Linked DNA regions of Homo sapiens: region 2 is linked to region 1. The links are chromatin loops, found by intact Hi-C in ENCODE. Cell type or tissue: dorsolateral prefrontal cortex. All regions are shown on one strand. Each heading gives the region's core, and the rest is flanking DNA. Links, peaks and the distances in the headings are about the cores only. Region 1 overlaps XPR1 (xenotropic and polytropic retrovirus receptor 1). Region 2 holds the start of LOC107985232 (a long non-coding RNA gene).

The links. A loop is a pair of places that touch in the nucleus more often than their neighbours do. Peaks named below come from ENCODE experiments on the same cell type or tissue, not always from the same donor. Only the 100,000 strongest peaks of a DNase experiment are listed, where the experiment ranks them.
Region 2: it touches region 1 in a loop (3-fold over the local background); 11 of 110 quality-filtered maps call a loop at or near these places.

The regions. Positions count from the first base shown.
Region 1 is chr1:180,875,577-180,890,567 of GRCh38, forward strand. XPR1 (xenotropic and polytropic retrovirus receptor 1) reads left to right here. Exons shown (of 15, transcript NM_004736.4): 14 at 4,500-4,721; 15 at 8,430-14,703. The coding sequence ends at 8,490. Among named protein-coding and RNA genes, the nearest start is that of LINC02816, 24 kb to the right of the region's middle. In dorsolateral prefrontal cortex, for the core only: CTCF peaks have their summits at 6,545 (motif pointing right) and 6,752; no DNase peak of the experiment used is centred there; H3K27ac peaks cover 1,242 bases.
Region 2 is chr1:181,417,592-181,432,582 of GRCh38, forward strand. LOC107985232 (a long non-coding RNA gene) reads left to right here and starts at 2,150. Exons shown (of 3, transcript XR_001738319.2): 1 at 2,150-5,844; 2 at 13,626-13,740; 3 at 14,325-14,798. It also overlaps a transcript of CACNA1E not described here. RefSeq lists enhancers at 6,153-6,202, 7,182-7,271, 12,711-12,990. In dorsolateral prefrontal cortex, for the core only: CTCF peaks have their summits at 6,187 (motif pointing left), 7,513 (motif pointing left) and 7,727; DNase peaks (open chromatin) are centred at 6,150 and 7,500; H3K4me3 peaks cover 443 bases; H3K27ac peaks cover 65 bases.

The DNA.
Region 1 (14,991 bases), core at 3,137-11,136:
GTAAAATGCAGCTAGGGCCATGCTTACAAGGAAATGTGTAACTTTACATGTATATATCAGAAAAGTATATAGCTCAGGAAATAAGAAAGATTTAAAAAACAGCAAATCCCAAAAGAAAGTAGAAGTAAATATAAAGAACGTAAATTAATGGAACAGAAAACAAACACACAATACAGAAAATTATTAATGATAAAGCCAAACTTAATTTCCTTAAAATGCCAAATACTGTTGATAAAGTACTTAAGACTGATAAAGCAAAAAAGAAAAGGAAGTACAAATTATGAATATCAAAAAACCTAAAGACATTTATTTAAAGAGTAAGACTATCTTATGAGCAACTTTATATCAATAAATTTAAAAATTTAGATGAATGGACAAATTACTGAAAAAGCAGTGTGCCAAAACCAATAAAGAAGAAATAGAAAATCTGTATTAAAGAAATTAAATTCATGTTAAAATACTTTGCACAAAGAAAACGCCAGGCCCAGGAATTCTTTCAAATATTTGAGGAAGAAATATTAACCAATTTTATACAAAACTCTTCCAGAAAAAAAAAGAGCATAAAAGGAAACACTTTCTAGTTTGTTCTCTGCAGCCAGCATAACTTTGATATATAAGCCTACAATGACATTTTAATAAAAACTAATCTGTCTCATGTACACAGTTGTAAAAATCCTGAATGAAATATTAGCATATGAATTCAACAATATATAAAAAGGGTAATACAAGTTAGGTTCGTTCTAGGAATGTAAGATTTAACATTCAAAAATCAATCAGGGCCAGGCACGGTGGTTCACACCTGTAATCCCAGCACTTTGGGAGGCTGAGGTGAGTGGATCATTTGAGGTCAGGAGTTCAAGACCAGCCTGGCCAACATGGTGAAACCCCATCTCTACTAAAAATAGAAAAATTAGCCGGGAGTAGTGGCGCATGCCTGTAGTCCCAGCTACTCAGGAGGCTGAGTTGGGAGAATTGCTTGAACCCAGGAGGAAGAGGTTGCAGTGAGCCAAGATTGCACCACTGTACTGCAGCCTGGGCAACAGAGGGAGACCCTGTCTCAAAAAAAAAAAAAGAAAGAAACCTGTCTCACTTATATTAACAGAATAAAGGGGGAAAAAGAACCTCTATATTTGTAGAAAAGGCCATTGATAAAAGTCAATACCTGTTCATGAAAAAAATGTTTTCTACAAAAACACAATCAAGAACATATTTAACAGTGAAACACTATAAACTTTCCCTTGAAATCAGGAATGAGACAAGTGTGTCTGCTGTTCCCACTTTTATTTAATATCATCAAAGTATAGCTAGCGCAATGAGGAAAAAGAACTATCATAATTGGAAAGGAAAAAATAAAACTATAATTATTCACTGATGACAGTTACACAGAAAATTCAAAATAGTTTACAAATAATTAGATCTAATGTCACAGTTCTGAATACATGGTCAACATAATATAAATCAGTCATTTTTAAAAACAGTCATAACAACTAGAAAAAGAACATTTTAAAAACCATATCATTTTGAATAGCATCAGAATATATCAGATATATACCTAGGAATAGGTTTAATTAAAGCTGTGTAGACGTGAGAAAATCGACAAGCCAGTTCTGTAATTTATATGGGAATATGAAAGGTCAAGAATGGCCAAGACTATCCTGAAAAGAACAAAGTTAAAAGACTTATACTGTCAGATATCAAAATTGATTATATAGTTACAGTGAGTAAGACAGTATATGGTGTTGGTGAAAGGATAGACAATCCACTGGAACAGAATAGGGAGTACAGAAAGAAATCCACTCGTGCATACCTTGATACTTCTTGATTTATGACAAAGGTGGCTACATAACAGTGGAAAAAGAGGGCCTTTAATAAATGATATTGAGTCAACTGGATATCCATATGGAAAAAAATGGTTCCCAGCTCCTACTGTATACTGTGTGTGAAATCAATTCCAGGTGGATTGTAGAACTAAGTATGAAGAGTAAATCAATGAACTCTCTGGAAGTTAACATAGGAAAGAACCCTAAAGGTGGTTTTCAGTGTATGGTAATGTATTTCATATTTCTGGATGGTAATTACACAGTGAGTCCCTTTATGATAATTAAGCTGTACATTTTTTATTTGCATACTTTATGTGTGATATACTTCTGTTGAAATGCTTATCTTAAAAAAAAAAGGCAAATTAGCCAAGAGAAAGAAGGACTAACTTTCAACAGCAACAGTGAAAGTCAGAAATTATTAAAATGAAATCTTTAATGTGCTGAAAGAAAATAACTGCTTACCTAGACTCTGCCCAGTGTAGATATCTTTCACAAATAAGACGATATAAAGATATTTTCAGATAGGTGTATAACATTCGTCTAAGTCAAGATCGACAAACACTGCCTGTTAAAATAAGACAGAAGCTGGAAACGGAAGATAAACCTGAGAGAGAAAGCATGACTCTGGAATCCACCTGCCATCAGAGCTCTCTCCAGACCAGTGCTCCTTCCCTTCCTCACCTTCCTGAATGCCTCGGCCTGGCACCTGAACTCCCCATCGCTGCTGCCACCTTCCCCCACCCACTTCTTTCTCTTTCATGTGTGCTACTTCATCAATTTTTTAAAAGAAATTCTAGTAAAAAAAGAAAAATACCTCATGACGATTTTCTTTTTAAAATCATTTGCTTACTAACTAAATCAAATGTTCTATCCCATTTAAAACAAACAAAAAAACCATCTTTAGATCAGCTTTCTCTCTCCAACTACTGCCCATCTTTCTGCTGTCCTTTATAGCAAAACTCTTCAAGAGGCGTCTGCACTTGCTGTCTCCACTCTCACTTCTCTCCCATTCTCTTTTTCATTCAAGTATGTATTCCCAATACTCAAACTAAACCACTTTTGTTAATAATCTATAATAATAATATTGTAGTGCCTACTATGTAGCTGACAGCGTTCTAAGCCTTTTACCTTTATTAAATCCTCACAACAATCTTAGGAAGTAGGTGCTGTTATCATGTCTTTTACTGATGACACTGAAGCATAGGTTAAGTAACTCATCCAAGGTCATTACAGCTAGCAAGTGGTAGAGCCATGATTTGAATCTAGACAGTCTCCCAGAGCCTGTGCTTTTAGATCGTACTGCCCATTTTGCTAAATCCCCTTGTCAGTTCTCTGTACTTATTTACCTTACTTTACTTCCCAGCAAAGCACTTTCTTCACTTGACTTCTCAGAAACTACAGTCTCCTGTCTCACTAGCTATTCCTTGTCCACTCCTTTACTGGTTCTTCCTCCTCCCCCCAAACTTTTAAGTGTTAGAGTGTTCCAGGATTTAATCTTCTGCCCTCTTGTCTCCTCTAGTTGTATTATTCCTAAACCTATTATGTGAAATACTGTCTTTATGCTATCTCCAGCCATAAACTTTCCCTTGAACTGCAGACTCTCGTCCACCTCTCTACTGAATTCTCCCATATCTAATGATTAGCTCTAACCTAACAGGAACAGCCCTGCATCTCTGATCTTAGTAAATGGTGTCACCTTTCCCTTAGACCAAAAACCCTAAGACGACTCACATCGCATGTCAGTAAGTCCTGTCAGCTCCATCTTTATAAATAAATCCTTTGTCTGTCTGCTTCTCATCACTTCTGTTATTACCACCTTTAAGTCACCATCATCTCTTTTCTGGACTGCTGCAACAGCCCTTCTAATTGGTCTGTCTTCAGCTGTTCTTGTCTCCCTTTGATCTCTTCACCATTCAGCAGGACCTTTTTCAAACAAATCACTTCATTCTCCTGTTGTTCTCTCATTGTTCTCCATTAGACCTAAAATTTAAACTATGGGTTATAAGGCCCTCTGTGGGTGGGCCCTCTTCCACCCCTCCATCATTATCTCCTGCTATTTTAACCTCACTTATTCTTAGCCCCCACTGACCTTGCTGTTGTTTCCAACTTGCCTTTTTATACTTGCCATTTTCCTCTGCCTGGGATGCTTTCCTCCAGGATTTTTACATGACTTGCTTCTTTGTATCAGTCAGGTTTTCAATAGCTGCCATGTCTTCAAAGAAGCTTTCCCTAACCAGTCTTAATGATGGCATACTCTATTCCCTTGTCCTGCTTTATTTTCTTCACAGTAGTTATCATTAGCCGATTGATTGTTTACTTGCTCATTGTCTGTCTCCACCACTAGAAATTACACCCCATAAGGGCAAAAAGGCTTTGAGTCATTCTGTGCCTTTACTGCCTTATGGCAGACATTCAGTAAATATTTGTCAAATAAGTTGAAAGAATGAGCACTCTAAAACTGCATTGCATAAGTCCCTCCCTTTTTCATAGTCTAGTCTTGTTTCCCTTACCCCCCCACCACCACCTCCCCGCAACACCATCTTTCCCTATTTTAATATTCAAGCCCTTAATTCTTTGTTTTTGTTTCCATGAGTGGAAACTTGATACACTGGGAGGTTTACAGGTAGCAGAAGTATGTTACAATTTCATAAGTACTTTGATCTACCCCATTTTGCTAAGGCGATTTGTGTGGAACTTCTTCCGCCTGGAGAATGAACATCTGAATAACTGTGGTGAATTCCGTGCTGTGCGGGACATCTCTGTGGCCCCCCTGAACGCAGATGATCAGACTCTCCTAGAACAGATGATGGACCAGGATGATGGGGTACGAAACCGCCAGAAGAATCGGTCATGGAAGTACAACCAGAGCATATCCCTGCGCCGGCCTCGCCTCGCTTCTCAGTATGTATGGCTTCTACTTCTGTGAGGCATATTTCCTTTGAGTTTTAGCATTGGGTAGCATGTAAGCTAAAAAGCTATCAGGTTGAACCAAATGAAATTGCCAATACTCAGCCATTTTTCACCTACAAAAAAACAGTAATAAGCAGCAATTCCATATGATACAACCTATGACTGTCTAAATGAGCACATAGAGTAAATGTCATCAGTGCATAACCTAGTAATTTGGCACTAAAGATCCACTGTCTGGAGGAAAAGGTTGTTGGAGAGTGATTTATTAATACTTGACTCTTCTGTGTGTTGTGTATGCAAATAATTTTTATGTTATAAACTTTAGGAATCCTGCCATCTATGCCTTGACCAAATGACTTAATTTCTGTTTTCTGCCCCCATCTGTAAATTGAAATTAATATGGTTCTTGCTTATAGGGAGGTTAAGTGGATTATATTCATTATTACATAGAACTTGGACCAGTTCCCTCACAGAAAGAGCCTACTAAGAATAAACTATTACTATTTTTATCTTCTTATTAAATACCTACAACAATATTTTTATCAGTCATTGACTACGTATGTTGCTAAAAGTTACCATAAATGTACAGTATATGGTGACTGCATATGAAATTTAGAGACAATAGATAGCACAGTAGATTGGAATGAAGGAGGCTTAGGTTGAGGATGAACGGTTTTCTAAAGGATAAGGGAGTGAATAGACTAGAGACACAGTAAAGAACATAAAGGTAGAAATGAAGTGCAGAAAGAAAAACCATGTGACTAGAATTATAGTAAGAATAATTTTGCTGAATAGATGAAGTATGATTGTAAAAGGCTGAAAATGCAAACTTGATCTTGTAGGCAGGAATGAGTCACAGATAATTTTTTTTTTTTGAGATGGAGTCTCGCTCTGTTGCCCAGGCTGGAGTGCAGTGGTGCAATCTCCACTCACTGCAAGCTGCACCTCCTGGGTTCACGCCATTCTCCTGCCTCAGCCTCCCGAGTAGCTGGGACTACAGGCGTCCGCTACCACACGCAGCTAATTTTTTGTGTTTTTGGTAGAGATGGGGTTTCACCATGTTAGCCAGGATGGTCTCGATCTCCTGACCTCGTGATCCGCCCGCATTGGCCTCCCAAAGTGCTGGCATTACAGGCATGAGCCACCGCACCCAGCCACGAGTCACAGAGAATTTTTCTGTAGAAGAATGACATTGTGAAAGTAGTATCCTAGGAAGTTTTAATAGCACTGTGTAAGATATATTAGGCAAGGGAAAAACTGAAGGCCAGAAAGCCAGATGAAAAGCTATGCAGTACTTCAATGTATGGGGCAGTGAAAATTCAGATCAGGATGCTTACTGTTGGACCAGAAGGAACATAAGGAGATGTTTTGAAGGAAGTAAGAAACAGGAGGTAGTATCAGTAACTCATTGGATATAGAGGAGTAGAGTAGAACCTGCTGAACTTTAAATAGAGATTTGGAAGTTCTCTGAAGAAGGCAGAGAAAAGCAGAGAGCAGGGAACTGAGTCTTAATCCCTGGCTCAACCATAGTAGCCAGGGAACAAACACAGACAAGAGAAAAAAAGAAAATAAACAAAAGAGGTAGGAATAGTCAGGGAGGTAATAGGAAGAGCATCAAAACAAAGCATGGTTGGTGCTGTGATCCCAAGGAAGCAGAGTTTGAAGAAGCTGGGGCAGGGGAGCACTGAGTGGGTCAGTGAGATAAGTGCCACAAAGGGCTGGAAGAAAATGCTAAGTGTGATTGGTGACCTCATTGAGCTCCTGATTTTGAAGTCTAATTATCCTTGTTAGTTACCAGCAGAGGGCAATCTAAACATATACTATTTCTGCTTAAAGAAGGGGCTCTTTGGCAATAGATTATTCTGTTCCATTTCAGGTGTTTAACGGAGAAACTCTGGGAAACCAGATTGCACCAAGAGTAAGACATTAGGAATGGAACAGTTGGTGTACAGCGGAGAGAGCAGGGAATCCAAAATAAGATCTGAGTTTCAGTACTGACTTTATCACTCATGCAACCTTTAGCATATCCTTAATGTGTGTGGTTTTTTTGTTTGTTTGTTTTTTTGAAACAGTATCTCGCTCCGTTGCCCAGGTTGGCTCAATGCAGCAGCACGATCATGACTCACTGCAGCTTCAACCTCCTGGGTTCAAGCACTCCTCCCACCTCAGCCTCCCAAGTAGTTGGCACTACACGCCTGCACCCCTCTGCCCAGCTAATTTTTTATTTTTTATAGAGACAGGGTCTTACTATGTTGCCCAGGCTAGTCTCAAACTCCTAGCCTGAAGAAGTCTTCCCTCCTTGGCCTCCCAAAGTGCTGGGATTACAGGCAAGAGCCACCACACTCAGCCACCTGATTTTATTGTTGGTATTTATAGTGGTAAATGGTTTATGTTGGGCTGAAATGTGCTTCACTGTAATTTCACTATAACTTTAACAATTTGATCCTATTTGGGCTCTCTCACATAACTTATAATGAGTCTCCTCCCTCTTCTGCATTGTATGTTGTCAACTCTTTGAAGAGAAATAACTGTTATGCCTCTCCTTAGGTCTTCTCTTCTGCTGGCTAACTCTTTTGGTTTCTCATGTATGCCTCAAGTGGTGTTTTATCTTATCCTCATCATCCTTATCACAATTTCTTATATTTGTTTTTTGGGGGTTGGTTGTTTTTTTTTGGAGACATGGTCTCAGTCTGTCACCTAGGCTGGAGTGCAGTGGTGTGATCATACCTTACTGCAGCCTTGAACTCCTGGGCTGAAATGATCCTCCTTCCTCAGCTTCCTGAGTAGCTGGGGCTACAGGTTTGCACTATCATACCTGGCTTTTTTTTTTTTTTTTTTTTTTTAAGACAGGGTCTCACTGTGATGCTCAGACTGGTCTCAAACTGCCGGGCTAAGGCGATCCTCTTATGTCAGCCTCCCAAGGAGCTGGGATTACAGGAACCAGCCAGTTTCTTAAGTTTGTTTAATGCTTTTTTCATCCATGTTCTCACTTGATATGCATACTGTCTCCATGAGGTGAAAGTGGTATTCAGTGAAATCGGTGTTACCATTCCTGCCTTACAGAGATGGAAACGGGCACTCAAAGGGTTAAATAGATGCATCATAAAATCAAAGTCAGGTGGCCAGGTGCAGTGACTCACACCTGTAAACCTAACACTTTGGGAGGCCAAGGCGGGCAGATTACCTGAGGTCAGGAGTTTGAGACCAGCCTGGCCAACATGGTGAAAGCCCATCTCTACTAAAAATACAAAACTTCGCCAAGCGTGGTGGCACATGCCTGTAATCCCAGCTACTCAGGAGGCTGAGGCAGGAGAATTGCTTGAGCCTGGGAAACGGAGGTTGCAGTGAGCTGAGATTATGCCACTGCACTCCAGCCTGGCGACAGAGCGAGACTCTGTCTCAAAAAAAAAAAAAAAAATCAAAGTCAGTACTCAAACCCAGATCACTACCTTCTGCGTTGCACATACCCTGCCATTGTTCTTGTTACCTTCCTCTGGTTGTGATCTAGTTTCTTAGTGTTTTTCCAATAGTATCTGAAATTGAATAGGAAACTCTAGAATAATCCGTCTGGTACAGCAGATAGTCCCTGTTTAGGATGTATGTTTAATGATGGTAAGACTGGAAATGTGTCTAATACTGTGAAAGTGTTTATATTTGGGTAATGGACTAAGTGCTTTTTGTCCCCCTTGTTACCACTAGATCCAAGGCTCGTGACACTAAGGTATTGATAGAAGACACAGATGATGAAGCTAACACTTGAATTTTCTGAAGTCTAGCTTAACATCTTTGGTTTTCCTACTCTACAATCCTTTCCTCGACCAACGCAACCTCTAGTACCTTTCCAGCCGAAAACAGGAGAAAACACATAACACATTTTCCGAGCTCTTCCGGATCGGATCCTATGGACTCCAAACAAGCTCACTGTGTTTCTTTTCTTTTCTTCTGGTTTAATTTTAATTTTCTATTTTCAAAACAAATATTTACTTCATTTGCCAATCAGAGGATGTTTTAAGAAACAAAACATAGTATCTTATGGATTGTTTACAATCACAAGGACATAGATACCTATCAGGATGAAGAACAGGCATTGCAAGGACCCTCTGATGGGACGGTACTGAGATATCTCGGCTTCCGCTCAGCCCGGTTTTGACTGGTTGAAACCGGACATTGGTTTTTAAATTTTTTGTCAGTTTATGTGGAGAATTTTTTTCTTTCCTTCATACCCAGCGCAAAGGCACTGGCCGCACTTGCAGGAAAAGTGCAACTTAAAGCAGTACCTTCATTCATGAAGCTACTTTTTAATTTGATGTAACTTTTCTTATTTTGGGAAGGGTTGCTGGGTGGGTGGGAAATATGATGTATTTGTTACACATAGTTTTCTCATTATTTATGAAACTTAACCATACAGAATGATATAACTCCTGTGCAATGAAGGTGATAACAGTAAAAGAAGGCAGGGGAAACTTACGTTGGATGACATTTATGAGGGTCAGTCCCACATACCTCTTTCAGGAGACAACTTGCACCAGTTTGACCTTTTCTTTTCTTTGTTTTTATTTTAAGCCAAAGTTTCATTGCTAACTTCTTAAGTTGCTGCTGCTTTAGAGTCCTGAGCATATCTCTCATAACAAGGAATCCCACACTTCACACCACCGGCTGAATTTCATGGAAGAGGTTCTGATAATTTTTTTAACTTTTTAAGGAACAGATGTGGAATACACTGGCCCATATTTCAACCTTAACAGCTGAAGCTATGCCTTATTATGCATCCACATGTATGGTCCCTGTAGCGTGACCTTTACTAGCTCTGAATCAGAAGACAGAGCTATTTCAGAGGCTCTGTGTGCCCTCACTAGATAGTTTTTCTTCTGGGTTCAACCACTTTAGCCAGAATTTGATCAAATTAAAAGTCTGTCATGGGGAAACTATATTTTTGAGCACATGGAACAAATTATACTTCCTCATTCATATTATGTTGATACAAAAGACCTTGGCAGCCATTTCTCCCAGCAGTTTTAAAGGATGAACATTGGATTTCATGCCATCCCATAGAAAACCTGTTTTAAAATTTTAGGGATCTTTACTTGGTCATACATGAAAAGTACACTGCTTAGAAATTATAGACTATTATGATCTGTCCACAGTGCCCATTGTCACTTCTTTGTCTCATTTCTTCCCTTTGTTCCTTAGTCATCCAAATAAGCCTGAAAACCATAAGAGATATTACTTTATTGAATATGGTTGGCATTAAATTTAGCATTTCATTATCTAACAAAATTAATATAAATTCCAGGACATGGTAAAATGTGTTTTAATAACCCCCAGACCCAAATGAAAATTTCAAAGTCAATACCAGCAGATTCATGAAAGTAAATTTAGTCCTATAATTTTCAGCTTAATTATAAACAAAGGAACAAATAAGTGGAAGGGCAGCTATTACCATTCGCTTAGTCAAAACATTCGGTTACTGCCCTTTAATACACTCCTATCATCAGCACTTCCACCATGTATTACAAGTCTTGACCCATCCCTGTCGTAACTCCAGTAAAAGTTACTGTTACTAGAAAATTTTTATCAATTAACTGACAAATAGTTTCTTTTTAAAGTAGTTTCTTCCATCTTTATTCTGACTAGCTTCCAAAATGTGTTCCCTTTTTGAATCGAGGTTTTTTTGTTTTGTTTTGTTTTCTGAAAAAATCATACAACTTTGTGCTTCTATTGCTTTTTTGTGTTTTGTTAAGCATGTCCCTTGGCCCAAATGGAAGAGGAAATGTTTAATTAATGCTTTTTAGTTTAAATAAATTGAATCATTTATAATAATCAGTGTTAACAATTTAGTGACCCTTGGTAGGTTAAAGGTTGCATTATTTATACTTGAGATTTTTTTCCCCTAACTATTCTGTTTTTTGTACTTTAAAACTATGGGGGAAATATCACTGGTCTGTCAAGAAACAGCAGTAATTATTACTGAGTTAAATTGAAAAGTCCAGTGGACCAGGCATTTCTTATATAAATAAAATTGGTGGTACTAATGTGTATCCAGAGACATTTGAATTATTAACTTTATTCTTTATTAGTGAATCTCTATGATGGCACACATAAAATCTTACAGTTGACTTCTGCTGTTTGAATTCCCCAGTGTTTTTACATTAATGTATCCTATGGCCAGTTTAGTCTTTCTTCAACTGTTACAGTTCTAGGCCCTAATCGGTCTTATTCTTTCACATATGATGCAATGATAGATGTAATCCTTTTCTGAAGTGTTTGTCGGATTGGCATAGTCTATTCAAAAATAAGGCTTATGTAACTTTCAGCTTGCTATGTGACAGAAGTTTAAATGTGTATTTAAGTACACAGCTTTATGTTCCTCTTAAAGCTGTAAAGAGAAAAGAGGACTTTTCCTCATCAAGAGAGCTTGGGAGACAAAGCATACATTTAATTTTTTTCTTTCAAAAAAGGCAATGTGCACTTTCCTCTCCTAAATTTTATATGCCCTAGCAGTTGCGAATGTTGTGTCCACCTTACAATTTGATTGGAGGCTCCCATACACTGAAACTCTCAATAGAATTCTTAAAAATGAACATCAGCTGGGCGCAGTGGCTCACGTCTGTAATCCCAGCACTTTGGGAGGCCAAGGTGGGCAGATCACGAGCTCAGGAGTTCGAGACCAGCCTGACCAACATGGTGAAACCCCGTCTCTACTAAAAATACAAAAATTAGCTGGGCGTGGTGGCGCATGCCTGTAATCCCAGCTACTCAGGAGACTGAGGCAGGAGAATTGCTTAAACCTGGGAAGCAGAGGTTGCAGTGAGACTAGATCATGCCACTGCACTCCACTGCCACTGCCTGGGCAACAGAGCAAGACTCCATCTCAAAAACAAACAAAAAAAATCACAGACTCATTTTAAAGGAGCAGCAACCTAACCAAATACAAACTTCATTTGATTTTAGGTTTAGAAATTCTAGTTTTATTTTGGAGAATCACTCAGTTTTTAATATCAATTAAAATAGTCCTCAAAGGAATGAAGAGGAAGTCTAAATAAATGAATAAAACTCATTTTTCATTTTATGGTAGTATAGAAAGCATTGATGTGTGTAGAGAAATTAAAAGACAAGAGTGGTTTACTGTCTATGCACAAATGAGTGCCTATATTTAAGGCTGCCTATACCATTACAGTGGCGTAATTGGTGATTTCATAGCATACAGAGAAACAATGAAATCAAAGATTAAATCATTAGGTTATGATGGTCATTTGTAAGATTGGAAAGTAGTCAAAAACCCATGTGCAACTTTTTTTCAGCACTCTACCATTAGGCTCCTTAGGCAAGCTGCTTAACTTCCGTCAGAAGCAAAGGTGTGGGAGAACACCATTCACCTCAGTAGTAACTTATAAAAACCGTTTAAAGAAGGAAAATGGGCCCCAGCCCCTAGGATCCCTGACTTCCTGATATTCTAAACATGAGAGTTCTGTGACTTTAACTGAGCTCTTTACCAGAAGTAACGTGTTGATGTATATTATCTTTCCACCATGCTTTGACCAAAGTACATTCACAGTAACTAGAGAAAGCAGATCATCCATTTCTGGATAGGTGAACTACGGCAAGGTAAGAACAGAAAAAAGTAAAGTAGTATTGAGTCATGCAGGTATCAGATTAACAGACATTCATTGAAGATAAGTGAAATAACTTTGGAGATAGCAGAGAAGAGCAAGAAGATGTTGGACGTTGGCAGTAAGCCGCAGCAAGGCAGTTAGGAAAGTACGTGAGCCTGATGACGCGAAGGTGATGCCTCCATCTGTCCGCTTAGTGGTTATTAAATTGCTGGGAAAGACCTGCCTTTATTTTCCTATCATCTTTTCCCCATTACTTTGCATTATTCAGGAAATAATTATTTATTCCCAAATGCAGTTTTCTAAGCAGTGACCACAAAAATTTCTTATTCTAAGGAAAATAATTAAGAAAATAACCCTATCTGTGGCATTGTTTTAAAATGTGGGATACAAATCTGGTAAGCAGATTTCAGGTCATTATTGTTTTCTTTTAATGGTTTACATGAAATTTTCCTCTCAAAAAACAAGTACCTCTTACTGTATAACATTTGAGTTTTTAAAATTGAGATAGCTTCTGAGAGAAAAAAAGAAAGTTGAATTTGTAGCTCTCTCAACTACAAAATCACCACACTTTTCTCAAATCTAATAGGAATTCAGTGTCATTACAGATACGGTCTCTAGTGACCAGGTGAAGACAATTGAAGCTTTGGTAGAACTTCTGCAAAAGTTAGGTAAAGAAGAATAAATCCAATTTATCAGCTTTGTTCATATTCTTTTTCTGAGTGATCTAAATTTTTCTTGCTTGTGATCATTAGCTAAGACAAGGAGTGTTAAAGGTTTTCTAAATGCAAACACATACGTTTCTGCATTTCAGAAGTCAGTCTTGATAGTAAATCCTACAAACTCTCAACTTTCTGCATTGTATTTTAAGTCTATACAATGTTAGAGCACATGGTAATGTGGGACAGAGTTGATTATATGATAGCATGAGAAATTTGCACTGGTTGGTGTTACAAACCAATGATCTAACCAGCATACTCTCCAAATATGAAAAAGTAAAAACATCTCATTAGGTTTGGAAGAGCCTAAGGTAGTCCATACAGGAAGTTTGCCTGAGAACAGAGAGGAGCCTGTTGATTGGCATGGCTCATGATGCCTTTCTTGTATGAATTATCAAAACTGATACTGAGTTGCCCCTAGAAAACAGCCTTCCAGAATATGTTTGCTTATTTATGGTGGAAGAGGAAGTGAGAACAAGATGAGAGTTTCCCTTAAAGTGAGGAGAATCATTATACAACTTTGCAACTGAAGTATGTTTCCTTGTAGCAAACCTTTGGTTTATTTTATCGTCAAATCAAAGCCACCCTCAGTTTTTTGTATGGTGCCATCAACCTAAGGAGGACAATCAAATAACCTATTGTTTGCCTTGGATTCAGTATATCTACTAAGTACACAGTCTCGTATACCTTCAAACCAGTTACTTGACTAAACTTCCACCATATTACCTTAGTTCTTCCTATGCCCTTTCCTCTGTGCCACCACAAATCAGAGGGAAAGACTGCAGTACTTCTAGAAAGTTGTGGACTTCTAAGAAAGAGCCAGGCTTCCATCTCACTATCCCTTGATCATTATCTCTGAAGTCCCTACCTGCACTTCCCTGATTGCCCTGTAGCAACACCAGCATGGTGGGAATTGGAGGGAAAGATTGTGGAAAATCCCTAAAGGGTCATTGTTCATGACGTTATTTTGAATTGTAAAATTGTGAGCCACTCACATTTCAATTACAAAAAGAACAGAACTCTTAATCACGTTGTGAAGATTAATTTCTTGCCATTTTCTGGATTAGCACAGAAGCTTGTATCAATGAAGAGTATTTAGGAGGGGAATAGGGGGAAAATTGTATTTTTCTGTTCAAACTCTCTCCTTCTATTTGTGTTTCCTTCACCCCTCTCCCTCCACCACACTGTGTTGGTCAAATGATACTATTCTATGAAACCCTGAGCTATAGTTGTCAAAAGTAACTATGGATTGTGATTAGTCCTCTGTGGGTGCTTCCTTCCCTCTTTTTTCTCCCTCACTCTCTTTCTCAGTCTCCACTCTGGTAAATGGAAAAGGTGATGTCGAAGAATTGATGCTTGCTTGGACTCATGTTGTATCTGTGACTATGCTATTAGCTGTCTCCTTTTTCCTTCCTATATGGGTAGAATTCTTATGACTTATGAAGTTCCCTTCTTGATAAGTAGGTTAAATGCACAATGTGGTACTGTTTTATAGTTTCTAGATGGTTGTATAAAGCAAAAAGTTAATGTGGTTATGTGTTTTTAAAGAAAATAAGTGATTGGTCACTAAACTCTGTCCTTTTTTCATTATTACAATTTCTCTCTGTTTTCCAACAGTTTGCTGACTCCTTTGTCACTGGTGAATGGTTTGTGTGACTGTTTTTCTCTCTTGGTTTCTTGAATTCCTGAACATAGTTCCCCTTAGGACTAATTTTCATATGGGGTTAGGGCAAACAGACTACAGTGGTGAAATTTTTAAACTATCCTACTAAGTTAAAAGAAGTTTAAATGGCTTTTATCTTCAGGTAATATGTGAGGTGTGACTCTAAAGCAATGGGATTGTTGTAACAAATCTTTCTTTTACTCGCACAAAGAATCTCAAATATTACAAATATGAGGTGAAATGATGTGTCCAATTACATTTTGGAGAGG
Region 2 (14,991 bases), core at 4,110-12,109, 540 kb after region 1:
GTGAATTGATGACTGCCACCTCCAGTTGGCCCTTAGTCCTGCCCAGAAATCTTACTACTTTTCCCTTTTCTATTCACTCTCACACTCCTCTAGAGATTATTTCACATGCTTTTCCCTTAACTCTCAAATCCCATCATTTCCTGCCAGCTCGCTCCTAGCTCATGACTACAATTGCCTTCCTACTTCACTGGGAAAATAGCAGCAATCAGGAGAGGCATGTACAGGCTCCATCCACTGCACTGACCGCCTGCTGCATCTGGTCCCTGGTACCAGGCCTTTACCTTCTGTTACTGTGGACTGACCACCCCTCAAGTTCCATGTGGAGTCTGTTGCCCATGTAGAGAAAAATGAGCCCCTTTGTTTATTCTGTCTCCATTTTTTTTTCTTACAATTTTCTCTGGAACCCATTCCAATCAGGTCTTTGTCCCAGGCAAACAAACAGCTGTTGACATGGTGACATTGGCCTTCCCAAGGCAGAATCCAATGGGTGTTCCTTCGTGTCCATCTTCCTTGACCTAGCAGCAACATTTGATCACTTCCTCTTTCTTGAAACTCTTTTGTCCTTATTTTTTATATTTTATGTTTTTTTAGAGACAGGATTTTGCCGTGTTGCCCAGACTGATCTCAAACTCTTGGCCTCAAGTAATCCTCCTGCCTCAGCCTCCTGAGCTAGGAGTACAGGTGAAAGTGTTTTGTCACATGGCTTTTACGATACCCACTCTTGGTTCTCCTCCTATGTTGTGGGTTGCTTCTCAATCTCTTGCTAGTTTCCACTTCCTTTTCCCAATCCTTACTAAACACTGGATGTCCCAGGGCTTGGTCCTCAGCCTGTTCTCTTCTCACCAGTGCTTACTTCCTAGTGCTCTTGCCCAGTCCCAGACCTTTGGTTAGCATCGTATACTGCTGACCTCTAAATTGGTGTCTGTACTCAGGACCTCTTCCCTGAATTTAAGATACCACCCACTTATTCACCATCTTTACTTGTACATCCATCGACATCTCAAGCTGAACATGTCTAACATCAAAATATTGATTTCTCTCCAAACCTGCTTCTCTTGTAGTTTTCTCTTTCATTAAACCTACATTTTTTCTGTTGCTGGGGCCAGAAATGTTGAAGTCATTTTGATTCTCACATTGACACTCAATTCTTGCCAATCCCCAGTGTCTCCCCCCTCAAAATGTATCAGATCACCATTCACCACCTCTGCTGCTGTCTCCCTGGTCCAAGCACCTTTTATTATTTTTATTCCACACACGTATATGATACTAGATGCCCAGCACTATTCTAGGTACTTTATAAATATTAATTAATTTATCCATGTAATAATTGATTGAAGCTGGTACCATTATTACCATTATTGTCCCCATTTTTGCACTTGGGGGATAGAGAGTTTAAGTCACTTGCCCAAGATCATAATGTCAACCACCTCTTAATGAGCCTCCCTGCCTCTGCCCCTCCCTGCTAGACTCTGTTTCCCCAACTGCAGCTAAAGATCCTTACTTTTTCTTTTTTGATTCACAAAGGATTTAGAAAGGTAGAACAAGTAGTTTCTGTCCAAGAGTCTTAAGAAATATTTCATATCAGTCCTTAGCTCAGTGCATGATTTCCATCTTCTCCCTCTTCCCCCTGCCCAGCCAGCCTCCTAAAGATGCATGAATGTCTTTGGTTTGATTTCTTCATCTTTCCCCTTAACTCATTCTGCACTGGCTACACTGGTCCCTTGTTATGCCTTGAATGTACTCAGACCTCCCACATCAGGCCTCTGCCTTTTGCTGGTCCCTTTGCCTAGAATGCTTTTCCCATTTATCAGGATGGCTCCTCTCTCATTTCATTTAGGTTTCTGCTCAGAGAGAACTTCCTGATCACCCTATTTAAATAGCATTCCCCCATTGTCACTCTCTTTCCCTCTTTATTTTGCTTTATTTTTCATCATAGCCCTTATTGTTTCCCCAACGGACACACAAACACACACACATACATACAAGCACAGATATTTTGCACTGGAGTGCAAGCTTCTTGAAAGCAGGGCCTTTGTCTTACCTTCAGGGTCCAAAACAGTGCCTAGTGTGCAGTTGACTCACAATAAGTGTTTGCTGAAAGAATGATGAAGTAAACATATTGAGGGGAATTGATATCCATTCTAATCAGCTAAGTTCCAGGGAAGGAGGCAGCTGAGTTCCCTGTGTCCACTGTGTGGTTGTACAGGTTGCTGACTGCAGAGTCCTCCAGTTGAATAGTCAGCAGTGGAAGTGGGGAGTCTGTTCTCTGCCCCACTTCAGGGCTGCCCAGGATCTGCATGCACTTTGTAGAGATGGAAATTTTTCCTCCCTTCTGTCTCCTGCCTTTCAGCTTCTCCTGACTTATGTTCTTTAGACAGGATCCCTTTGGCTCTAGGACAGGGGCAGCCTGGTCCTTTCCCAGGGCTTGGATTTACTGTAGTGGGAAATCAGGCAGGGTTCTCTGTGGGCAGCCCTGACAGCATCTTGCTCCTCCCAAGGCCCTGTCCACTGCTTATACAGGTGAAAGCCTGGGACACATACCACCAGCTTTACAAATCCTGTCTCCTAGACACTGAGTCAGGACCCTGGTGATAGTGAAACAGACTAGAAACCAACCTGGGAGGTCTCCTGCATTTTTTTTTTGTCTTTGGCTGGGTAAGCCAAATGCTGATGGGAGAAGGAGTACTTTAGGTGATTTCAGATGAAGCAGATTTTCTTGTACAGAATGTTGTTTTCCTAAGAACCTATTTAAAGGTTTCCTCAGGCCCACTTTTCAGGTGATGAGGACCTCTTGGTTAGCACCAAGTGTTTATTGTGTACTAAGTTTTATAACTTTAGCAAGTGGGCATGTCACAATGTTTTACTAATACTTTAATATAGTTCTCTCCAGCTTAAAACATTTTTCATACATATGATCTCATCTGAGCCTCACAATGACCTCATGAATTAGCTGTTATTATTTATAATTTACAGGAGAGAAAAATGAGCTCCGAAGTTAGAGGTGGTACTAGGTCAAAAACCTATGTCTTGATAATGACTGCCACCATTTATTGAGCACTGGCTATATGGTAGGTGATTTGCATGTATTATTTATTCTAATGGAAATAATAGGTACCATGATGAAGAACAGAAACATTTTGTATGGCACTATTATTGCATATGGGTCTGGAAGAAAGGAAATTATGTGTAACTTTAAAGTCTGCGTAGGTTGGTATGACTTACTCTATAAAGAGGGAGGGGGTATTTCCATAATCATAGTACTTAGCACACTACATTGTAATTGCCTGTTTACATGTCTGTGTCCCCCACTAGATTGTAAGCAGAGAAGTCTGTCTGCTCCCCATTGTGTCTCCTTTACTTAGTACTGTGTTGGGCACATAATAGGCACTCAGTAGACATTTGCAGATGAAAAACAACAACAACAACAGCAACAACATGATTTTTCATATTGGGAAACTGAGGCTTGATAAGGTTAAGTTACCTGCCCAGTATCACAGAGCCAGTGAGGATTCACTCCAGGTCCTCTAATTCCGAAGCCCATGTTTGTTCTACTGAGCCATCCTACTCACTGGTGTCCCTACAGTAACTGGCACAGCACTGGGTAAATGACGGGAACTCAGTTCATGCTTGAATTCTTGCAATGCTACTTGTAAATTGTGGGCTTGGGCACTTTGTAACCTCCGCATTTTTTGAGTAGAGGAGAGAAATAATACCTACCTTGCAAGCCTGTTGCAAAGTTTGACCACATTTATTAGATCATATAGTCTGGTGGGGGGTCCTCAAAATGTTGATGAGCACCAGGGTTATTCTGGGCCTCTTCTCTGCCTACAGCCTCCCTGGGTGACCTCACCAGGTCCACATATCTGCAGATGACTCTCAAATGTAAATTTCCAAAGAACCCTTGACTCTTGAAGCCAAATGCTTGTCTGGCATCTCTGCACTGTTGTCTATCTAATCAGCTTCTAAAACATAATGTGGCTAGAACAAAACTCCTGATCCTCTTCTGATCCTGTCTGGCCCCTCATTTTTCCTTATCTCAGTAAATGGCACCACTATTTCTCCAGTTGTCCGAGCCAAATATTCTCATTATCTTTTATTTCTCTCCATTTTTCCTCACTTCTGATCAGTGGTAAGCCCTGTCAATAACATCTCCCAAACATATCCCAAGTCCAAACACTTCTCCATCCCCACTGCTACCAATCTCTTCCAAGCCACTATCCTTTGGACCATTGCAATGGCCTGCTAACGTGTCTTTGCATCTTTGTTTCCCTAGAATAAGAGAATGTGATCTATTGACACAACAGGCAGGGACAATATGAACTCTTTTTGCTGGCTCATAAAGCCCTATCCGACCTGAGCTTTGCTTAACTCCTGGCCTCATCTACTCTCTCCCTTGTTCCCTGTGCTCCTGCCCACTCGCCTTTTATTTAGGCTATGCCTGTTTATGTCTCTACCCTGGCTCCTGCCGTTGCCTGGAATATTTCTCCAGATCTCAACAGGGTTGGTTCATTCTTGCCATTTGGACCTTAGCTCAAATGATACTTCCTCAGAGAGGCTGTCCTTCATCACACAGTCTAAAATAGACACCTGGTCACTGTGCCATATCACCTATGCAGTTGACCACCAACCCCCACAAGAATGTTGGTGCCGTGAGATCAGTGATTTGACTGCCTCGTTCACTCCATATCCCCAGTGCTGAGGGCAATGCTGACATATGGGCCCTCAGTAATTATTTGTGAATGAATATTTATGAATGTTCCGTAACAGTGGCTATGGTTATAGTTACGATCTATGTGTTCACCTGGCCTCTGATAGCCCTAGCCATACCAAACGGTCTAGTCCAGGAAGCTCAGGACACCACTGGCTCTAGGTCTAGACCAGGGTCAGCCCCTGGGGTGTGGAGATTCATGAGCTGTAAAACACAGGTTGGTTAACTTACAGGTTGTATGAGAACTGTCCTCCTTCAAGCTATTGTTTGATCACCACAGAGCCATGTCTTATTTGACTTTGGGTAAGATATCCAACCTTTGTGGGCCTCATTTTGCTCTTTTGCTAGATTGTGGATGAGTACAGCAACCTTTTTGAATTGTTATGAAGGAAAAACAGCATGTAAAGTACTTAGTCCGATGCTTGGTTGTTTTTCTCCTTGATGTCTGGTTCCTCACCTTCAGGAGCCTGTCACTTGCTATCACTTATAGTTTAACCAAAACATTAGATTGTGAATCTAACAATAGAAGCCTGCAACTTCTTGTCTACCGAGAAAGTGTACAAGAACTGCTAACTCATGCCCCCATGCCTAGCAACATGGCTTTCTCAACTTTGAAAGGATTAGAGTCATCCGTTGGTCTTAGGAACCAAAAACATTGATGCAACTCCAAATAAAAGTAGCAAACATGTATTTTTCCACTACCATAATAACCCTAATCCCCTTAATCTTACCCATCATTACTACCTTAGCCAACCCCTATAAAAAAGGTTCATATCCAAATTACGTAAAAACATCTATCGCATGTGCCTTCATCATCAGCCTCATCCCTACAACAATGTTTATATGTACAGATCAAGAAGTCATTATCTCAAACTGACAGGCATCAGAGGTTTGCCGAAGCCCAAGGTGCAGAGGTTGTAGTTAGGCTTGGGATCAGCTGTATACATCAACGGACCACAGCAGCATGTGGGAGACTACAGGAGGGAATGCACAGTGCCTGGCACAAGGTCAACAGTCAGTGCATATGAGCCATTATTATGATCATTATTATTATTCATCTGGTCTAGCTGCTTCATTTACAGGTGAGGAAGCTGGGGTCCTGAGAGCCTGGGTGACTGCTGGTGCTTTATGTGAAGGTCAGTGGACTGTGGTGAGTGACAAGGTAGGAGGAACCAGTCCTGCAAGTCCCACCCACTTCTGTCTCATGTGCCCTGCAGCTATGCTGACTTAGTAGGGGTGATCACATTCAAACAACAGTCTCACTGGCATTCACACCGCATTCAGCATCAGCAACATATTCTGTAAGGCAACACCTGTCTCAACCTTGAAGCTTTATGGGTGAATTTAAGGGCCATTGGGCCAATTTTTTTTTTTTTTTTGCTGGCCTTTTGAAAGGCGGCCAGCCTCCTGCAGATCTAGTGAGACTAAGTGGAGACCTCAGTCCACATGCTGCCACCTGCTGCCAGCATCAGACATCACTCGGGTTGTTAGAATACAGGAATCTGTGGAACCACTATTGCCAAAAGGGTGCATGGCAGAATTTGTTCTTATATATGAGTGCTTTGTTGAATTATCGGATATTTTAATTTTATTTAAATGTGTATGTTTTTAGAGGGGGCAGGAAGTCTCCAGGTCACTGTATTCCCCACCATTCCCTACTGCCTTAGGGCTATTAGAGGACTGACTTGGTCCTGAAGGCACCTGAGTTTGCAGGTCTGCAAAATCCAACCTTCTCACTCAGAGACGAGGCATTTCAGGATCCTAGGGCTGTAGTATAACAGGGTTGCAGAAACCAAAACATATGCCAGTGGAACACAGAAATCATGAGCCTTCAACACACTGGGTTATCACTAACCAACAGCAAGTTTGAAAACCACCAGCCAAGAAGAGACCGGAGCACATGCCCTGCTTTCTTGGAATTCTGAGCAGAGCAGGAAGGTGCAGAGAATCCAGAGAATTGGGCTTCCCTTAGGAACTGACACAATTTGGGTGATTTCTAGAGATTTGCTTTAAGATGATCCTTTGGGGAACTTCAGCACACACCCTTGAATTTTCCTTACCTGTCCTCCCGGGATTAGAAAAAAGAGGCTGTTTCTAGATCTGGTCTCTGGTGACTCGCCTTTCCCTTCAACCTTCCGCAGTTCTAGAAATGCTTCCCTAGAGAACTGGGTTTGAGAATAAACAAGGTGGTGCGCGAGCAGCGCGGTTTTCTGTGCTTGCAGTGGAGACCGCCTGTGACAAGGAGGGTCCTGTACTGGGAAGGAGGGGGACTGGCCCCCTGCTAAGTGCCTGGCGACTCTCATCTCTTGCAGAGAACGAATGCATAACCTCTCTGCCACTCCCTTTCTCTTTCTGAAGCCATTGGATGCCCTGAGAGAAAGCAGAGGGTTTCCATCTTTTCCAGAGCACAGTGCTGGGAGCAAGGGCTGGGGGAGATCTGTTGTCCCAGTTCTTCCCTTCTAAGGCAGGCCTTGGGGGAGGACTCTCCCCCAAGACTCTGCAGCCTGGTGCTCAAGCCGGATCGGCCCGTTCTGTGCTTCCTTTTGTGGTACCATCAGAGTCTCCTCCCTGTTTGGAGGCTCAGGTGAATCAGTCCCCTCTCTCCCACCCTGCCCTTGCGCTGGGCTGCCTCCACTCTGCTCCCATGGCCATATCTGTAGAAGGAGGCTCTTCAGTCTTCTGAACATGTCAAGATTCGGAAATTCTGCCCCCAGCCACCTTTTTGAAGAAAATGGGAAAAGCGGCGCCCTCTAGCGCCAGCTGCTCAATTTGTTTTCCCTCTTTTTCAGAAGAGATATTTTTTCTTCTTTTATGGTGCCCCCAAGTGGTTGTTTCTGTGTATTGCAGCCGCAGTCTCACTGGGATGCTTTCCGCTGTGTAGCTGGAGGGGCTGGGGCAGCCTGGTGGTCAGCACTCACATCACAAGAAAGGAAAGCGAAGCCAGGAGGAGAAGGGCCTTGGCAGGGCACGATGAGCGCCCCGAGACTCCCACCGCAGTCCAGGGCCTTCCCCCTCCCTGACCACTGGCAACCCCTTGCCATCTTTAAGGGCTTGCCTGGACCCATGGCTGCAAATGAGCCAAAGGCGTTTTCCTCTTGGATGTGAGGGGATGGGTGAAGACACGTGCAGAAAAGGAAGTGCTCATTGTGGAGGAGGTGAACATAATTGGAGGAATTCGCTTTGGCCTTTTTGGCTGAAAAAAATATTTATGAAATTGCTGTACACCCCCGCTCCCCCCCCCGACCCCAAGCAGAGTTAGACACCTATAGAATTCCAGGCACCGATGAAAAGACCTTTAAAATTAATCGCACATAACTTCTCATTGAAGGTGCAGGTGAGAAGGCTGAGGCGCAGAGAAGGAGGTGGGCGTGGGGCACCCTTCTGAGGACCCCACCTCAGCCGCTCATACCCCAGCCACACTGTCCTCCTTCTCTTCTCTTCTGCTTTTAGCTCCTTTAACCATCTTTCTCTTCCTCTTTTTCTCTCGAAGCCTGTAGCAGGGAGGGAATGAAGGCATGCAGGGTTGGCGTGTGAGTGAGGAAGAGGGCTTGTCCCCCTTTCCCCTCTGTCCCTGCCCCCGCCTCTCCTGGGGACCTCCTTGCAGACCCTCTGCAGCTGTGCTCACATCCCACTACTCAGCCTCACTGCTGTTCTAAAAAGGCAGCATTACTGCCTGCTGATCAGGTGATGAGGAACCTGCAACCCTTCCCAAATTTATAAAGAAAACAGAGGAATTCAGTAAATTCTCTTTCTGCTCTTGGAGTAGGACAGACCAGTGGTCAGTTCTGGGGACAGTGCTCCTGGTGTGGAGACAGTGTTGGCTGGACACACCCAGCTTGGGTGCACTGGGGTCAGGTGGTCAGGTCTAACTGCATCCCCCTCCTGTCACTCCATCTCAACAATTCCCCAACCCAGTCCTACCCCATCTCAACCCTTCCTCAACCCAACCTCTCTCCATCTCAAGTCCTCCCCATTTCAGCCACTATCCGTCTCAAGCCCTTCCTATGTCAACCCTTATCAATTAAACTCCTCCTCATCTGAACCCTTCCCTAACTCAACCCAGCTCATCTCAACCCCTTCCCATCTCAACCGCTTCCCATCTCAGCCACTTCACAACTCAACCCCTTCACAACTCAACCCCATTCCCATCATGGCCCCATCACAACTCAACCCCTTCCCATCTCATTCCCTTCAAAACTCAACCCCTTCCTGTCTCAACCCCTTCACAACTCAACCCCTTAACAACAGAACCCCTTCCCATCTCAACCACTTCACAACTTAACCCCTTCACAACTCAATCCCTTCCCATCTCAACCCCTTCCCAACTCAACCCCTTCCCATCTCAACCCCTTCCCATCTCTACCCCTTTACAATTCAACCCCTTCACAACTCAACCCCTTCCCATCTCAACCCCTTCCCATCTCAACCCCTTCACAACTCAGCCCCTTCCCGTCTCAACCCCTGTCAATCTCAACCCCTTCACAACTCAACCCCTTCCTATTTCAACCCCTTCCCATCTCAACTCCTTCCCATCTAAACCCCTTCACATGTCAACCCCTTCACAACTCAACCCCTTCACATCTCAACCCCTTCACAACTCAACCCCTTCCCATCTCAACCCTTCACAGCTCAACCGCTGCCCATCTCAACCCCTTCACAACTCAACCCCTTCCCATCTCAACCCTTTCCCATCTCAGCCCCTTCCCACCTCAGCTTCTTCACATCTCTACCCCTTCCCATCTCAACCCCTTCACAACTCAACCCCTTCCTTACTCAATCCCTTCCTATCTCAACCCCTTCACAACTCAACCCCTCTCCATCTCAGTGTCTCCCCAACTTGACCCTTCAACATCTCAACCACACTCATCTCAACGCCTCCCTATTTCACCCTCTCCCCATCTCAAGCCTACCTCATCTGAACTCTACCCATCTCACCACACCCATCTCAACCCTCACCCATCTCAACCTCTGCCCCATCTCAACCTCACTCATCTCAACTCCTTCCCTATCTCTACCCCTGCCCGTCCCAACCCCTCCCATCTCAATTCCACCGCCATCTCAACTCCTCCCCCATCTTAACCCCTCCTCACCTCATTCCTTCTCCATCTCAACCCCCTCCACCTCAACTTCTCCCTCATCTCAGCCTCTTCCTCATCCTAACCCCTCCCACCTCAACCCTTCCCCATCTCAAGACTTCCCCATCTCAACTGCTCTCTACCTCAACTCCTCCTCCATCTCAACCCCTCCCCAACTTCAACCCCTCCCCCACCTCAACTCCTCTCCAACTTCAACCCTTCCCCCACCTCAACTCCTCTACCATTGCAACTCCTCCCCCATCTCAACTCCTCCTCCATCTCAACCCCTCCCCCACCTCAACCTCTCCCCATCTCAACTCCTCTCTCATCTCAGCCCCTCCCCCAGCTGCCATCTGTTATGGTTGCTTCTTTCCCCTGTGTTTATACTTAAGCTGGGAAAAATTCCCCCTCCCTCCCTCCCTCCTCCCCTTCCCTCTTTCTGTGATGAACATGAAATTATATTACACATATAGGTCTTTGTTTTGCTCTTATTCTTTTAGTTTTTAAAAATTACAGGATATGGTGTGCATCTTTCTTTGGCCATTTCTGGAAAGATGTCCATAACATCTCTTTCACGCTGCAGAGTATTCCTCAGCATGACTGAACCACAGTTTATTCCAGCAACCCTATCAATGGATGTTCCCAGTTGCTTTGCAGTTACCAGCTGTGCTGTAGTAAGCCTCCCCTACATGCCTTTAGGATGTGCACTTTCATTTCTGTAGGGTCAAGTCCTAGAAGTGGGACTGTGGACAAGTCTTTCCCACGCTATGCCCTCACTCTCCGGAGGACTGGCACTTCTCTCAACACCCCTCCTCAGCATCTCAGCCTCAAATTGAAATGTGAACTTTCACAGTCTGTGTTATCTCTCTGGCCCCACTGGAGAGGCCCGATGAATTAATAATATGCCAGCAGGAAACAGAGAGATGGAGTTATTAATTGTCAGTCCATGAGCCCACCCTCTCAAGGTCCTAATTAGCATGCTGACAGCTTCGGTTTTATCCAGAGCTAGGGCAAGGCTCTGGGGACACTGTGGCTCAGCTAGGGGCATCCGGCACAGAGTGGAGAGCCCTGGTGCCTTTCTGGGTGGGGTGGAGGGGCGCTTGCAAGAGGCTTGTGAATTCAGAAGTTCCTTCAGGGATCCCTTTGTGCCTGCTGTGGGGTAGGGGAGAGAAACAGGCTGGGAGTGGGGGCAGGAATGGGAGTTTTAGTGTCCAGGTGGTGGTGATGGTTGGTGTGTGCTGCTCTTGGGCCCCAGTGGTGGGTTTGTGATTCTGGTTCTGCTGCAGGACAGTGACACTCACCAAGCTGTGTTGGGTGTAGTTGTCTCAGGGAGGTGCCTGCTTTCAAACCAAAGTTCCTTTGATGGGGAGGACTGACCCCAGGAAGACTGATTGCGTATCAATATTACTCTAACCCATGGCCCTCTTTCATAACATGCACACTCCTGGAAAGGATATCATTAAATCTGGCATTGGTGCATGGCCAGGCTCACATAGGGTTGCTCAAGAAATGTTGCTGTAAAGGAGGCCGGGTGCGGTGGCTCATGCCTGTAATCCCAGCACTTTGGGAGGTTGAAGTGGGTGGATCATTTGAGGTCAGGAGTTCAAGACCAGCCTGGCCAATATGGTGAAACCCCATCTCTACTAAAAATATAAAAATTAGCTGGGCATGGTGGCACACGCCTGTAATCCCAGCTATTTGGGAGGCTGAGGCAAGAGAATCGCTTGAACCTGGGAAGCAGAGGTTACAGTCAACCGAGATCACAACACTGCACTCCAACCTGGGCAACAGAGTGAGATTCCATCTTAAAAAAAACAAAAAAGAATTGTTTCTGTAAAGGAAACTACCTATAGGAAGCTGCGTGACCTTGGCCAGGCCTCTTCACCTCTCTGGGCCCTTTTTAATGTGGATTAGAGGTGGTCCTTATTTTGGTTTGCTCCATACTGGGCAGCCAGAACCATCTAGAACACCAGCCAGGACTTGCTCCCCAAGGGTGCTCCTCTGTTGCGGTGCCTGCCTCTCTGCCCAATCTCTCTCCACACAGTGGAGGCTCTGAGTCTTTCCTACTTTGAGCCCTCATCTCCACCAGCATCTATGCGTAGCTCTGCTGTCTCAGGCGCCTCTCAAGAAGTTTCAGGCAGCAGAGTTGGTGGAAGCTGAAAAGTCATTTGAATTAGTTTGCCTGGGTCTATTGCTCAGGAGCCTGGGCACATCTCTTAACCTTTCTGGGGCTGAGGACACCAGCATTCAGGGTTGTGTGTGAGGTGCTTAGTATGATTATTACTCATGTTTGTTATTAGGCTCTGTCCTGCTTCCCCCAGGCTGTGGCCGGGAAGACAGAACAGCCATTTACACAGTAAGCTGCCCAATGACCCTGCCTTTCCCATTCCCAGTCTGCTTTTAAAAAATATGGGTGTCTAGACCCCAACCCTCAAAGATTCAGATCAGTTCATCTTAGGTGAAGTTTTAACAGGAAGATGTATATAGATGTATATATTTTACAAGCTCTTCAGGTGATTGATTAGTTTAAGAACCATTGATTGAGACCCATGGCAACTGGGCGGGCAGGTACCTTGTGCTCATGGGGCCTGCCCAGCCAGACACAGCCTTTTTCAGGAGCAAATCCCCCTATCTCCCTTTTGGGACACAGCAGACTGTCTGAGATCATCTGATGACCTCTACATACTCTTTTCTGGGACTAAGCTGCCTTTCTGGATCAGTTAGAAGGCAACTGGAACATCTCTGAAAGGTTCTGGATCTCTGTGCACATACAGTAAGGGGACAGAGCTCATTCTGTGACAGTCTTACCAATGCACCACAATGTAGCAGTCTCTCGTTGTAAGGCATCACCCGGAGTTCTTCGTTTCATGACCAAAAAAATTAAGGAGTGTGGACAAAGGGTGAGGTTAGAACGAAAGTTTAATAAGCAAAAGAAGAAAGTCCTCTGCCACAGAGGGGACCCGAAAGAGGGTTGCCTTTTTACAGTTGAATTCAAAAGCTTTTATAAGAAACTCCCCTCATCTCTGTAGCTGTTTGTGTAATTCCCCTTATCTGTGCAGCTGCGGGCATGTCCTTAGGCAAGCACAAAGCACAGCTTCTCTTGTTCGGGTTACTGTGGTTATGTTTTGGGTAGGTCCCCCACCTCCCTGTGCAAGTTCCCATGGAGCCCACTGTGTACATGCCCGAAAAGAGGAGGAAACCTTTCTGTGGGAGCCCACTGATTACACCAAGAACAAAGGCTGCTATGTTGGGCCTTACTTGCTTGTCTGTGCAGCTGCAGCCTGAGTTTTCCCCAGGCTGCTCTATTTGTGCCTGTAGCTTGATTTTTCAGGCTGTCTTTCATTTTGAAAGAATTTTACCAAAGACAAGCTTTAGCTGTCTGCCCAACTAGTTTTTCCTTTTCTCCTCCCTCAACTGGATCATAACTTATGACTCTGAGGCTGAGTCCTGGGATAGTTGGATGTAGAGGGGGCATTATCTGGATTTGAACCCAGTAATTCTTAGCTGTCTGATATTACATAAGTTACTTAGCCTTCCTGAACCTCACTTTCACCATCTATAGGACAATATGTGCTTTGCAATAATAACATTAGATTTCTAGAAACACACACACATGCATAACACCAGGAACAAATTTTCCTATAACTTATTTTATTGATTTCTTTTACATATATGAAATAGAAAAATGATATTCCAAAGAATTATACCTCTCAATTTTTTTTAGGAAAAATGTTTAAAAAATAAAAAAAAAAGAATTCAAATTGTGCAAGTAAAACAAAAGGTAAATTGGAGCTCTGCTTTAAAGTAAATTTCAATAGAAGATTGTTGTTGTTTTCTTTAAGTAAGAAGCTGAAATTGCGGAGTGAGTTTTGATGTGGCAGTGTGTATGCTGTCTTGGTTATCCAGCTGTTTTGACTCGGTTTTGATGGCAACATATACTGACCATGAAACTCAGAGGTAAGTAATTTCACCATTTTGAAGACACCCACAGCTCTTGACATTTTCAAAGGGTGGTTCCCAAAATAGGAGTTCTTTTGAGATGGCATTGGTATATTCCAGGGTGATGGATGCCAGAGATTGGCTGGGTGGCTTGATCTGGGTTGCAGACAGTTAAAAGTTAAAGAAAAGTAGGGTAGCTTCTACTTCCTTCATGACCTGGTCCAGGATATTAACAGACATGCCAGTGGACCTGGGTGCTTGATGTTACTTAACACAGGTATCATTTCCACTTTTTCCCTCTGCTCCAAGCCACAGGGAAACTCAGCCATTTCCAGGGCCCTTGGTTTCAGGAAGGTCTCTGCAGTTGCATGGAGCCTGCTTTGCCTGGCATTCTGCAGGATTCTTTAGTACAAGGATTTTGACTGGGTCAAATCAGAGATTTGGGCAAATTCCTGCATTTTAAAATAGTCTTCTCCTAAAACCCTTTCATTCTATGTGATGGACAGATAAGAGATACAGGGCTCCTGTATCAGAAATTTTATTTGACTTTTGGAGTAGAGTGACCTGAAGAACAAATTGCAGTTTTATTTTTCTCATTACAGCAAGTCAGGAGGAGGCAGCCTGGGCCTGGTGGGGCACTTCTCTGATGTCAACAGGGTCTGCCCACCCTGCCATCTTTAGTGTGGCTTCCTGCATCGCCGATCGACCAAGTGGCAGACCTGAGGGCAAAAGGAAGCCTGATATTGGAGTCAGCCCCCTTTGGAAGAACTTTCCCTACAGCCCACCTAGTAACTTCTGATGATACCTCCTTGGCCTGATTTAATTCAGTGCACCAAAAATATTATCATTTCAACACAAAACCAATGCAAACAAAGAATATGCCCCTAAATGAAATGGTGGGATCTAGTTTAATTTTTATCAAGAGACCTTCCTGAAGCCAAGGGCCCTGGAAATGGCTGAGTTTCCCTGTGGCTTGGAGCAGAGGGAAAAAGTGGAAATGATACCTGTGTTAAGTAACATCAAGCACCCAGGTCCACTGGCATGTCTGTTAATAAAAAAATTTTTTAATGTTTTCATTCATGTATCGTTTCAACTGAATCACATGTACCCTAAAACTTAAAGTATAATAAAAATAAATAAATAAAATAAAATAACAAAAAAATGTTTTCACAAAGACAGTTTTCAAAGTAACAAAGGACATTGAGAAAAAAAATCCTTTGGTTGTTCCAAGTGTACAGAACATCAGATAAAAATAACATCAATTTTCCA